Regions from separate parts of the Homo sapiens genome. Here region 2 is linked to region 1. The links are chromatin loops, found by intact Hi-C in ENCODE. Cell type or tissue: endothelial cell of umbilical vein. All regions are shown on one strand. Links, peaks and the distances in the headings refer to the core of each region. The heading gives the core; the rest is flanking DNA.

The links. Peaks named below come from ENCODE experiments on the same cell type or tissue, not always from the same donor. Only the 100,000 strongest peaks of a DNase experiment are listed, where the experiment ranks them.
Region 2: it touches region 1 in a loop (9-fold over the local background); 2 of 110 quality-filtered maps call a loop at or near these places.

Annotation. Positions count from the first base shown.
Region 1 is chr18:39,968,612-39,971,552 of GRCh38, forward strand. All of the region lies in intron 1 of LOC124904349 (a long non-coding RNA gene), which reads left to right. Among named protein-coding and RNA genes, the nearest start is that of LINC01901, 45 kb to the left of the region's middle. RefSeq lists an enhancer at 1,013-1,987. In endothelial cell of umbilical vein, for the core only: no CTCF peak of the experiment used is centred there; a DNase peak (open chromatin) is centred at 1,660; H3K4me3 peaks cover 361 bases; H3K27ac peaks cover 1,971 bases.
Region 2 is chr18:39,798,489-39,801,429 of GRCh38, forward strand. No RefSeq gene overlaps it. Among named protein-coding and RNA genes, the nearest start is that of LINC01902, 42 kb to the right of the region's middle. In endothelial cell of umbilical vein, for the core only: no CTCF peak of the experiment used is centred there; a DNase peak (open chromatin) is centred at 1,753; H3K4me3 peaks cover 1,054 bases; H3K27ac peaks cover 645 bases.

The sequences.
Region 1 (2,941 bases), core at 338-2,837:
GTGTTTATATATCACACACACACACACACACAAACAGCTAAAGCTAAACATTCCTCAGTTATATTAAGTTAGTATTAGCTGTTGTTTTAACTTCTAGTTCCAATAAATTACTTTTTTACTGAATATTCTTAAGTAAGTTCATCAAAATTGTAGCATTTGACTTGAGTTTATTTTCACACATGTATACTATTCTATTGTGTGAATATACCACACACTATATGACTATTCTCATTTTGATGAATTTTTTTGTTGTTTTAATCTTCCGTAGATTGTTGCTATTACAAATGGTGTTGCTATAAATTTTGTTGTATACCTTTGGTGAACATGTGTAAGGATTTTCTTCTAGGTATTTACCAAGGAGTCAAATCATTGTGATAATAGGTTATATGAATATTCACTCTTAGATGATCATATCAAACTGCTTTCCAAAGTGGTTGTACCAGTTTACACTCAACACCAGAGTTTAAAAGAGCCTATTTGTATTTCAACATTTGGTATTATAGACTTGTTAATTTTTGCCAATCACATTGCATTAAATATAACCTTACTTTGGGTTTTATTCACTTAATTCAATATCACTAAAGACTTTGAGCATCTCTTCTTATATTTAATGATTATATGTGTTTCTTCATATATATTTATTTTAGTGGGAGTGCCATGTCATTTTTAGGCCTAGTGCTATATCTTAGTGCATTCAGTTAGAGTTACAAAAGACTGGGAACTCTTTTTCATTTCTTTGGATTCTCTCAAATAGTATCCAGAAAAGTGTTTTGCCAGCAGGAGTTTCCTCCATAAGATGAATGGCTTCTATGACTTCCTGTGTCTTCTCAATTGGAAAGCCTATAGGAAGATTTAAAGTTTATACGGTGCTTTGCTGGGCACAAAACAATGATAAATACAAATTACCTAATTCCTTCTTTTAGGAACTTGAAATCTTGAAGAGATAGTCACATTGATTCAAACCCTCACCGTTTTATCACTTCTTCATTTATTTTTCTACCTTCAAGTTTTGTTTCATTCTGGCCAAAATGAAGGCATGATGTAATTTACATTAATAACTCAAATATTTGAAATAATATTAACAAAAATTTTCAATATATTAATAACAGCCAAAATTTCAATAGTAAAGAAAATGTAAAAAAAATATTGATTTGGCATATCAGATAGGATTATCTCAGCAGGCAAACTTTTCAACTTCCCATAAAGGGACATAAAAGCACATAATGGGACTATATGCTTTTCAGATGCAGTCTCCGTCTGCCTACTTTCAAATCAGTGACTGAAGATGTATACCACATCCAGGATTCCTAAATTATACTTCATTTGAGGCTTTACAGAATCTAACTTCAAAGCTACTCTGAAGAGCTTTGTGGGTTACCCAACTTCAAAGGGTACTTGAGATTATTTAACATCATTAAACAGAGCAATCTAAGAGACAAAGACACAGGCTAAAGTCAAAGCAATTTTAAAGACACTATACATCATTGTCTTTGCTATTACTTTTCTTTTCAACTTACTTAAAACTGTCACTGTTTACCCATTCATATGCATGTCCAAAGTTTATGCGTGTTTTGGGGGAAACTTTGTACTCAAACCTTGGCCTTATCATTTCCTGAGATTTTTCTCATTTTGTCTTAAATGTTCCTTGATATTTCTGGCTCCAGGATATTGACTAAGCATGTGAATTCCTCTTTAAACAAATACAATAGCCTATTTCCAAAAGTCATACTATGAGGCACAGCTGTCACAACATCTGACAAATATTCACAGCCAAGGATATGACCTAGCAAGTCTGAATGCACTTTCTCATTTTTCTCATATTTTCACATTTATCTCTCCTTCATTCAGAAGCATTTGTCAATCTGCCTCTATCCATGGCAGCCCTTCTTATTTTAATGTTCTCACTCTTACCCACAAACTAAATTTACATTTCTTGCTGTTATAAATTTTATATTTTTGTGTGTGGAGAAACATTCCATCAAGAAGACTGAAGCCCAGTAAACTCCCAAAGACAAGACTTTCAGAAGGTAAAGCACTCCCTTCCTTTATAGACTAGCAAAGATGAGAACAGATAAAAATAAAAATAAATAAGAAAAGGTTTTACATCAGTCTGTGAAGTTACTCTGTCTATTCTCATCTCTCTATCAAAGAGTCCTGGTAGAGGATTGAGGATATCAATAAGCTCTATGGCTTGAGTCTAACTCTGCAAAGGTATTTTTGGTAATGTGAATTTATTGTGTATAGAATATAAAAACATAGGTACAATATGACACTCAAATTATATATATGTTATATATAATCATACAATTATATATATGTTTTATATAATCATACAATTATATATATGTTATATATAATCATACAATTATATATATGTTATATATAATCATACAATTATATATATGTTATATATAATCATACAATTACATATGTTATATATAATCATACAATTATATATATGTTATATATAATCATACAATTATATATGTTATATATAATCATACAATTATATATATGTTATATATAATCATACAATTATATATATGTTATATATAATCATACAATTATATATATGTTATATATAATCATACAATTATATATATGTTATATATAATCATACAATTATATATATGTTATATATAATCATACAATTATATATATGTTATATATAATCATACAATTATATATATGTTATATATAATCATACAATTATATATATGTTATATATAATCATACAATTATATATATGTTATATATAATCATACAATTATATATATGTTATATATAATCATACAATTATATATATGTTATATATAATTATACAATTATATATGTTATATATAATACAATTATATATGTTATATATAATTATACAATTATATATGTTATATATAATTATACAATTATATATGTTATATATAATTATACAATTATATATATG
Region 2 (2,941 bases), core at 248-2,747, 170 kb before region 1:
TTTACAGAAAACCGTATAATACCCTGTTTTTGAATTTCGTCACTATGTTCACACAGAGAACCTCTTCTAAAAGATTAATTCCACAATTCTTCCACCACTTCTTTGAACCTTCAGCTTTCCTAATTTAACACAAAACAATCCTTTAACCCTAGGCAAAAGTTTACATTCCATGCCTTCTTATAATCTTTACTAAAAAACACATTTTACTGTTTTTACACACCTTGGATGTAAATCTATTTCTAGTAGCCTAGCAATTTTTAACTGTAAGGTAAAACTTGGTAAGTTGCTTTAATTGCGTGCTAACTAAAGCCAAGATTGGCCTTCTTAGTTAAGGGTGTGGTTAATTCCATATGTTCCCAGGCCTTACCAATTGTGAAGCCAGCAAGTCAAATAGTTCTCAAAACCCAAAAAGCAGCTTGTAACCTCAAAACACTTAGCATACCTTGCACCTGACATACATTTTACTAATAGTCTTTAGGACTGTTTTTATTTCTTAAAGATTAAAATCACGTGAGCTGAAAGGTACCATAGCTTTTCACTTCCCTTACAAAATACTTGATCAAAGGACTTGTCTTTCTTTAAGCCAAATTAATCAGAGCTCTTCTTACACACATCACACACAGTACACATACAGGTAGAAGAAAACCTAGTCGCTGGGTGGGGCCCTTTAAGAGACAGCTCTAGGAAAACATGCAGATGTCAAACCAGAAAGGGCTCATCCCCTATGGCAGGCTTGCCAAACAAAGCTTTGCCAAGTGGTTACCGGCCATGGCCCGCAGGATATAAAGCAAGATGGAGGCTTAATTTCACAACCAAAACTTTGCAGAAAATATAAACAGTGATGGTTGTTGCGGGCGGGAGGGGGCGGCGGCGGGGGGCGGGGGGTGCCTGGCCTAGCAAAACATCTTCTAAAAGAAAAAAAAAACTTTAAAACTTAACTTGCTGATTGGGTACAGAAAGGGAAAGAAAATAAACAGTTTAAAAATGCCTAGGGAAGTCCCGGTGCGGTGGCCCACGCCTGTAATCCCAGCACTTAGGGAGGCCGAGGCAGGCGGATCACGAGGTCAGGAGATCAAGACCATCCCGGCTAACACGGTGAAACCCCGTCTCTACTAAAAATACAGAAAAAAAATTAGCCAGCCGTGGTGGCGAGTGCCTGTAGTCCCAGCTACTTGGGAGGCTGAGGCAGGAGAATGGCGTGAACCCGGGAGGCGGAGCTTGCTGTGAGCCAAGATCGCGCCACTGCACTCCAGCCTGGGCGACGGAACGAGACTCAGTCTCAAAAAAAAAAAAAAAAAAATCCTGGGGAAGAACCTCTTATTCTTATGCAAGTGGTTTCTCCACCAGGGAGAAAAGTTTGATTACTGGCTGATGGAGCTGAATCTCTTGGCGGGGAAGGGGAAGGCTCCAGCCGTTCATGGCGGAAAATGCCAGCCAGCTGCCCCGGGATCCTTGAGCCGTGCCTCCCATTCCGGCAGGGAGTTGGGGGTGGAGGGGAGACACTGCTCACCAGTTGGTCCCAAAAAAGGAAGGAAAAGGTCAAGCAACAGTGAGAGGTTTTGAGTCTCCATTTCACTCACCGCTTCTGGTGCCCCCACATTGCGCGCCAAAAATGTTGCAGGACTTTTTCTTAGTTCAGCTGAAGATAAAGTTCTTGTCCGTCCCACGGCCATGAAAATTCAGGCTCGCAGATGATTTAAAGGGTGAGTAAGGCAGGGTTTTATTGGGTAAAAAGGGGAAAAAAGGGGGGACACAGGTATTCCCTCACAAGGTCAGACTCCCCTGCTAGAGCACTTCCCGCCTGCCGTTCGAATCCCAAGTTCCACACAGGAAGGGGAGGGGCCAGGCTCCTCAATGCTGCAAACCTGGCGAACTTCCCGAGGCTTCACCTCAGTGGAGAGGCTGGTTAGAATTTCTCCAGGGACCCTCTGTCACTTGGCTGTCTCAAAGGGATTTCTTTCTAATTGACAAATTAAGACAGCAACTTTGCATATAGCCCAGATGTCTACATTAAGAAAAAATTAGATTGGTCTATTGTCAAATGTAATCTCATTTTCCTAAATAATAACATGGTGACCCTCCTGAATTAAAAAGACAAGACCTAAAGTATTACATAAAAACTTTAAAACTTTGTTTTCCTCCAAATGAAGTGAAAATTAGACACCAGGGAGGTAACTGAGTTTCAAACCTGATTGTAACATTGAATATTTCAGCTTTGTCTAATATAAGCCTAAAGCATAAGAACAAGAAATGAAACAATGCTGATTCAAAGTGGAGTGTCAACTTGACCACTAAAAGTGAACCACTCCATAAAAGTAGGAACCCAAAGAGGTCCACTGATTCACAAAAGAAGATGCTGAGAAAACGTGCCTGTCTTGAACTTGGCATTGGGTAGAAGGAAAAAATATATTTTACATATGTGTCATATGTGACATATATGTGTCATATAGACATATGGGTAATCTGTGAAATAATATATGACAAGACAAAAATACGACATATATCACACACGACACATATATATCACTTATGATACAAATAAGCCACAATGACATATAGATGTATGTCATATGTGGCATATATTTGTCATATGCCATGTGTGACATGCATTAGTCATACAGCATATGAAATGTATGTCGTTTCATATGCCAAATATGTGACATGTGTCAAATATGCATCTTATGCGACATGTATAAGACATGAGTCACGTGACATAGGTGTGAAATATGACATGCGGCATGCATGTGGTGTGTCATACAGGGATCATATGGGTCATACATGACAAATGTGTGTCATATGTGTCATAGGCGACACGCGTCGTATGGAACGTGTGTTGTGTTATACACGCGACATACGTGTTGTGTGTGACATGTGTGTGACATGTATGTCACATACAAGTCGTTCGTAAGACGTTAGTTTCTATGTAAATATGCATGCCATG